3 separate regions of the Homo sapiens genome follow, and regions 2 and 3 are each linked to region 1. A link is a loop called in an ENCODE intact Hi-C map of the cell type or tissue named here. Cell type or tissue: PC-9. All regions are shown on one strand.

Region 1 (2,500 bases):
ATTTAGGTGAAATTAAATATAATGTAAAATTCAGTCCCTCAGTCACATGAGCCACACTTCAAGTGCTCAATAGCCAGATGTGGCCAGTGTCCACCCTATTTGACAGTATGGAGTTAGAGCACTTCATCATTGCAGAAAGTTCTACCAGACAGTGCTGCCCCACCACTTGGTAACCCTCTCACAGGACCATGAAGGATGTTCTGGAAGGAAATAAATTAGAGGCAAGGAGGCGTCACGGCCAAAGGTGCTCAGGGCCTAGCCTCAGACCATGTGTATTAGTCCGTTTTCACACCGCTGTTAAAGACACACCCGAAACTGGGAAGAAAAAGAGGTTTAATTGGACTTACAGTTCCACATGGCTAGGGAGGCCTCAGAATCATGGCGGGAGGCGAAAGGCACTTCTTACATGGCGGTGGCAAGGGAAAAATAAGGAAGAAACAAAAGTGGAAACCCCTGATAAACCCGTCAATTTCGTGAGACTTATTCACCATCAGGAGAACAGCACGGGAAAGTCCGGCCCCCATGATTCAGTTACCTCCCCCTGGGTCCCGCCCACAACACTTAGGAATTCTGGGAGATACAATTGAAGTTGAGATTTGGGTGGACACACAGCCAAACCCTATCACCATGCACAGAGGAGGAGCTCAATAAATAAATCTCTGACAGCTGGTGCCAAAGGCCTGCTGTGTGGCAGTGATATGAAGAACAGGACTGCCAGAGCTGGGGCTGGGGGCGGGGAGGCCAGTCATTGAGAGGAGGAGCCAGAACAGAGCCCAGGACAGCCTCTGCTTTCGCAGCATTTGAAAAACGTCCGCCGAAACAGAAGCTGGGGTATGTTTACACCTGAGAGGATGTAAGTGAGGAAACTGAGGCCCAGCGAGCTTAGCCGGCCTTCCCGGGAAACAGCTCACTGGGGACTGGCTGCACCCTGCCACTCAGAAGAAAGCTTTACAGGTTGCTCTGGGTGTTTTACATGAAATCTGTGTGACCCCTCTCTAGCCCCCTAATAAACCACTTGTGAGGCTGTTTCAGAACAAAATCCTCTCATCTAGGAGAGTTTGTCTCATTTCCTGCAAGTGCCTGAGCCCTGGCTCAGCAGATGCCCAAAATGTTCATGGTTCAGACATGAACTGAGCAGCTGCAGGGTCCTGTAATGGCCAGCAGAGGGCAGCACCGAACACGCCCAAGCTCACCTCGAGTTGCCCATTACTCGAGCAAGCGGGGGAAAATGGGCAAGTTTCCCCACTTTAAACGCCTTCTTTTGCAGGCTACAATTCTTTACTAGCCATTGCTTAGCTCCCAGAGCAGTTTCCCTTGGTAAGTGTGCTAGAAGTGGTAGCAATAAACAGTTACAATAATAAACCCAGCAGTTAACATTTACCAAGTGCCCACGATGGGCGGCAGTTCCTTATGGTGTTAGGATGACTCTGTATAGTGGCTACTGTCATCCACCTGTTCTAGGTCACAACATCTAACACACTTATAGAGCCCTTACGAAGCGCTGTCACTATTCCAAACTTTTTAAAATCCCCACAATAACTCTGCGAAGAGGGAACTAGTATCACCCCATTTGACAGATAAGGACACTGAATCACAGAGCAGTGAAATGACTTTGCTGAGGTCATACAGCTTGCTAGGGACCGGGCTGGGATTAGAGCCTGGGGTAGGACAAATATTGAGCCCAGGGTGCAGAGCCCAGCCCTTTCCCCCAACGGACAGTGCCCCCCTAGCCTGGCTCCACCCCGCGCACGCCTGTGACCCCTGCCACATGGGCTGCAGCTGTGCCTACCCCTCTGGGACCCCCCACGGCCATTAGACATCCTAGAGGAATCTCCCCAGAGTGCATTATGATCACATTAGCAGCAAGTACTCGCTTTCATCGTCATTTCAGGTTGAAGAGAAGCTTCAGGAGGATTCCAGAAGGAAATTGCTTCAGCTGCAAGAAATGGGGAACAGAGAGAGCGTCATTAAAATCAATTTGGAGAGGGCAGTAGGTCAGGTAGGCATGTTCCAGAGCCCCCCTCATTGGCCCACGCTCTCCAATGATTGCACCCAAGCAGCCAGTGGGGGTGAGAGAGGAGGACGCCCAAGGTAGAAAGACAGACGTGCGTTAATTCTCCCATTTATCTCATGAGCAGAGGCTGTCTGCAGCTCCCCACCCCCATGGACATCGCTTAACAGGTTTCTGCTGCTGGGAGGCCTCCCACTCGAATAGTTTACGATGACCCGAGACCCGGACCAGGCAGCCAATCCCGGCTCGATGCCTGCCCCCAGTTAACCGAGCTCCTTGCCCCCAGTGGTGTTTCTAGCATTTTCTCCTTAATGTTTTTAGTCCTGACATTTACCACAATCTTTCTTCCCCTTGGGCCCCAGCAGACATTACAGACAGTGTCTATAAGGAAATGCCACTTTTCTTAATAAGGTAAAACCCTGGAGTGTCCAAAGTGCGTGCTGGATGGAGAAGCTCCCGGCTGTGGGTGAGCCACTCCGACCTGGTCTG
Region 2 (2,500 bases), 180 kb after region 1:
GATATGAGGGGCGCGGAATTCTGCCCCATGTTTTTTGCCTCTCAACTATCCCACTGCTTCTCACGGAGGCCCCCAGCCTCCAAAGGGGGGCCTCTTTGATCTGTGACAGCCATGTTTTTCTCCAGATTTTGTGGTTCATTGCTTCTGGTTGTTTTCTTGGTAGAGACTCCGGAATCTGCCCCAGGTGTCTGGGAATGACGTGAAACAGCACAGCAAGGAGGCCTGAGGCGTGAATGTGATGGTGCTGGGTCTGCCTGGCAGCCTGTGGGGGCGGAGGGATGCCTAAGTGGGGGATGCCGTTAAGAATGGCCAGAAGAGACAGGGTGAGCAGAGAGGCTGAGAAGAGACAGCAGATCAGAGCAGGGGGTGTGGGGGAAAGGAAAGAGGGGGTCAGGCGGGGCGCTAAGGCAGCTCCGTTCACGTGTCAGCCTCAGCCCACAAATCTGATGTGAAGGCCTTGCCTAGGGTGTTCTGCACTGTATGCATGGCTTGGTTCTTGGAGAGCCTCGGTTCTTAGAGAGCCTCATTAATGCAAAACTCCCCGTAGGGCAGGACTCATTCCCCACAAGAATAAATATACAGTAGGAGGAGATGTTCCCTCCGCACAGAAAATCCACGACCACTGCAGCATATTGTCATTGCTTTCTGTCTTCTCAGCCCGATCTCTCAAATCCCAAAGAGGGGTCACCCCAAAATTGACGGCTCAGCCTCAGAGAGGTGGCTACTTGGTTGCCTATCACGCTGACGTTGCACACCAAAGTTATCGACTTTAATGCACATTTTTCAGCCCTGGTGCTGTTACCTCCTAATGAATGGGTGGATGACATGTTGGAGGGTTTTAAAATTATTATTTAAAAATGATTTTTAAATTATTTATTATTATATTTAAATTAATTATTAAATGATTTTTAAATTAAATATTTTTAAAGTATTATAGTGAGTTATAAAATAGCAATACAAGAGTCCTCAAAACCCAGGACAGGTGTTCTGATGCATGTAAACAGACCCCTCGCCAGGCACTAGTGAAGAACGGGGACCTTTCTATTTCTGCTCTCAGCTGACGTGGCGCCACCATGTGGTAACTGCGTTAAGCACCAGGTCACGCAGCCTGCGGAGGCAAAGCAAGGACCCGACTCCAAAGGGATATCTTAATCACTGCATGCTGGCTTTGAAATCTTGCTGTTTTCTGTGAGTTTTGTTTTAATGATGGAAATCTACATTATGCCAAATTTGGCTCATATTTTTTTTTTATTTTTTATTTTTTTAGAGACAGGTGACAGACTGGCTCTGTCACTCAGGCCGGAGTGCAATAGTGTAAACATGGCTCACTGTAGCCTCGACCTCCAGGGCTCAAGCGATCTTCCTGCCTAAACATCCCAAGTAGCTGGGACCATAGGCACACACCACCAGGCCTGGCTAATGTTTTAAATTTTATGATAGAGACTGGTCTCAAACTCCTCGTCTCAAGAGATCCTCCCACCTTGGCCTCCCAAACTGTTGGGATTACAGGCGTGAACCACCACAGATGCTTTTGTATGGTTCTCCTTTACATTCAAATTAGAATCCACATGAGACGCAACCAGACTGTGGGCTCTGTGCCAGGCTGGGGGCCTGGCTGCAGGGTAGGCCTGGCCCTCCCCTCAGAGCTGACCAGGGGATAAGCCCATCTCAATACAATGAGACAGTGCTATGGTAGGGGAGGGACAGAGGCTGCAGGAGCACAAAGGCCAGCTAACCCTGACTTTGGCCAAGAAAGGGGGTGTTTAGGGAAGTGACAATAAATTGTAACCAGAAGGATGGATGATTAAGAGTCAGCCAGGTGCCAGGCACGGTGGCTCATGCCTGTTATCCCAGCACTTTGGGAGGCGGAGGTGGGAGTATCACTTGAACCCAACAGTTCAAGACTAGCCTGGGCAATATAGTGAGACCCCCATCTCTAAAACAAAATAAGTAAAAATGAATTTTAAAAAAAGAGTTAGCCAGGGGAGCAGGTAGAAGAGCAAGCAAGAGCCTGGACATCCTGGGAAGGCTGGGCCGTGCTGGGGACTCGGAGCATGCCAGGCTGGGGAAGGTGAAGTGGCAGGGGCCAGGTCACCAAAGGCCTTGGAAGCCCTGCTACTGAGTCCTAAGAGTGACAGCAGATATTCACGTGACAAAGGCCCTCCCTGCTGTTGAGACTGAGACTGGATGGGGCATGGGAGGAGCACAAGACTGACTAACTGTCCAGAAAGTAGGTATGCCTGCTCAGCCTGCATTCCTAATTCCCCTGCCCTTTCTGTCTTTCATTTGATTCATAGGAGAAAGAGGGACCGGAGGCTCCGAAGGAAGAGCATTGCTGGACCACACACTGTGGATAAGACAGGAGGTGAGGCAGAGCAGGGTTTCTACAGCCCCGAGAGTGGCAGCCTTCCTCACTTCCTGTTACTGTTGTCCTGAGGGAACTCTGCTGGCGACAGCGGGGTGGGGGACTCTTATGTGACACTGGGTCCTCCGGGGTGGG
Region 3 (2,500 bases), 100 kb after region 1:
GGGGGGCACTGAGGAGGGGAGTCCTCGTGACTTGGCTCAGGAAAGACTGAGTCCCTCACCAGGTGCTCCTGCACAGCCCCACGGTCATGTGGCGCCCGCCCAGCCCTCTACCAGGCAGCAAACAGGGACCAGAGATGGCAGGAGGCGCCTCCGCTGTGCCCCCCAGAACCCCTCCAGCTCCAGGTGGAGGCTGGACCACAGCAGCTTTGGCCTGCCTGACCCTCTGAGTCCCACACCTTCTACTGTCACAGAGGTGGCCACTGCCCACAGGGGCTGCTGGCCCATCCACCTCCACCCCAACCCTCATCCATCAGTGGGGCAGAAGCCGCAGGACCCTGTGTTCCCTCCAGGGCTCCCAAGACCCATCTTTGCTGTGTCACTTTCAACCACTGACTCACTGGCTCGTGAACTATTTATACCCCTCGCACAAATGCTCCCCTTGTGCTCCAGGCAGCCGTCTGTGTTCTGCAGCAGCCCCAGGACACGTTGGGGAGGGGCTGGGTACAGAGCAAATGTGCAAGTTTATGAGCCCAGCAGATCAAGTCTGGAAGCCCAGCTCCTTCCTTACTGCTGTGTGACTGTGGGTGGGTCACTTAACCTCTCTGAGCCTTGGTCATAAAATAAGGTTATTAGGAAAATTAAGTAAAGTAAGCAGTTCCCAGCATAAAGACAGATCTCAGTACATGGTTGCTATTAGGTGTTCAAAGTACACCTAACTAGAGAAGGCGAAAGGAGCTGGGGAGCCCGTAAGAAGGTGCAGAAATGAGACATATTCATGCAGAAGCTCAAGCGCCCGGGACATAGGGTTCTGGAACACATCCACCTGTGTTGCGCTGCTGTCACCAGCACTGTCACCCAGCCAGTTCAAGGCCTGGGGGACTGCACAAGCCTTCTTTAGGTGCAGAAAAACCCATTTTGGCTGGGCAAAGTGGTGCACGCCTGTAATTCCAGCACTCTGGGAGGCTGATGTAGGAGGATTGCTTGAGCCCAGGAGTTTGAGACCAGCCTGGGCAACATATTGACACCCCGTCTCTACAAAAAAAATACAAAACTTGGCCAGTCATGGTGGCATGCACCTGCAGTCCCAGCTACTTGGGAGGCTGAGGCGGGAGGATCGCTTGAGCCCAGGAGGTAGAGGCTGCAGTAAGCTGTGATCGCGCCTGGGTAACAGAGCAACACCCCGTCTCAAAAAGAAAAAAAAAAAAAAGAAAAACCCATGTTACCAACTCTGGGATCACTCTCCCCAGCCCCCATCTTGTCTTCCTCCTACGCTGTTCCCAGAGACCAGTAGGGCAGGTGTTTGGTTGATAAGAGAGCCCAGCTGGGCAAACAGCGCCTCGCCCTCTTTCACCAGGCTGTGTGCTCCAGGAACCAGTGGTGCCTTCCCAGCCAGGCAACAGGCAGAAAGGCCACCTAGACTCTTACTACACAGAAGCCAGTCAAGAGGGACTTGCCCCCAACCCCACCCCTGTCTCTGCCAGGTTGTTAGTGGTAGAAAAAAAGAGAACCTGAGAGTGCAGGGCAGAGGGGAGGCATCTCTATCGCCCGATGCTTGTTCCCGGCTTCCCCACCACCCCGCCAATCTCCGCCACTCCCTGCAGGCACTGCACCACACGTCCCTGAACACACCCAGGCTGCCTCCTGCCACCTGGCCCTGCCTCCTGCCCCCGTCCTGCTCTGTGCCCTCGACAAAGGCAGAGGCCCTGCCTTAGATACCCCTTCATTTATTCACGTCTTATTTCTTCATTACACATTTTTGAGCACCTACTGTGTGCTTTTTAACCTCCTTCCCAGTACCTAGGGCAAGCTGGGGGGCATGAAATAGACCCCCCAGTACAGAGGGTGCTGAGTAAGAAGAGTCATTTATCACATGGAAAGAGGCCGCCTTCCACACCCACGTCACATCCCCTATTCCAGTGCTTCTCAGCGGAGAATGCTTTTATCCTGCTGGGGACATTCGACAATGTCTGGGAGACATTTTTAGCTGTCACAACTCAGGAGGGATGCTACTATAAACATCCCACAATGCACAGGACAGCCCCTACGGCAAGGATTTGTTCTGTCCAGATTGTTTAAGGTCTGAGGTTGAGAAACCATGCCCTTGCCTGCAAGGTTCTGCCATCTAGGGTGGGGGTGAGATGTCCTCCAAGTGCCCATGGAGATGCCAGTAAGCCAGCTGGTCATGGAGGTGGTGAGTGAGTGCTCAGCTCAGAGCCTGATCCACCCTGCCGTGGTATTGAGAATTCCTTCTCGGCCAGGCACGGTGGCTCATGCCTGTAATCCCCATACTTTGGGAGGCCGAGGTGGGTGGATCACTTGAGGTCAGGAGTTCAAGACCAGCCTGGCCAGCATGGTGAAACACTGTCTCTACTAAAAACACAAAAATTAGCTGGGTGTGGTGGTGCATGCCTGTAGTCCCAGCTACTCAAGAGGCTGAGGCAGGAGAATCACTTGAACCCGGGAGGCGGAGGCTGCAGCGAGCCGAGATTGAGCCACTGCA

What was found. A loop is a pair of places that touch in the nucleus more often than their neighbours do. Peaks named below come from ENCODE experiments on the same cell type or tissue, not always from the same donor. Only the 100,000 strongest peaks of a DNase experiment are listed, where the experiment ranks them.
Region 2: it touches region 1 in a loop (7-fold over the local background); 44 of 110 quality-filtered maps call a loop at or near these places.
Region 3: a loop joins it to region 1, with 6 times the contacts of the local background. A loop is called at or near these places in 103 of 110 quality-filtered maps.

What each region holds. Positions count from the first base shown.
Region 1 is chr1:15,322,561-15,325,060 of GRCh38, forward strand. FHAD1 (forkhead associated phosphopeptide binding domain 1) reads left to right here. Exons shown (of 34, transcript NM_001391957.1): 11 at 1,892-1,999. It overlaps LOC124903852 (a long non-coding RNA gene), which reads right to left and starts at 522. Exons shown (of 2, transcript XR_007065481.1): 1 at 348-522. RefSeq lists an enhancer at 2,059-2,500. In PC-9, CTCF peaks have their summits at 1,173 (motif pointing right) and 1,379; a DNase peak (open chromatin) is centred at 1,157.
Region 2 is chr1:15,500,519-15,503,018 of GRCh38, forward strand. The region is part of intron 6 of CASP9 (caspase 9); the gene reads right to left. Among named protein-coding and RNA genes, the nearest start is that of CASP9, 22 kb to the right of the region's middle. RefSeq lists an enhancer at 1-289. In PC-9, CTCF peaks have their summits at 1,078 (motif pointing left) and 1,280; no DNase peak of the experiment used is centred here.
Region 3 is chr1:15,422,991-15,425,490 of GRCh38, forward strand. All of the region lies in intron 1 of EFHD2 (EF-hand domain family member D2), which reads left to right. Among named protein-coding and RNA genes, the nearest start is that of EFHD2-AS1, 12 kb to the left of the region's middle. In PC-9, no CTCF peak of the experiment used is centred here; a DNase peak (open chromatin) is centred at 1,331; H3K27ac peaks cover 1,642 bases.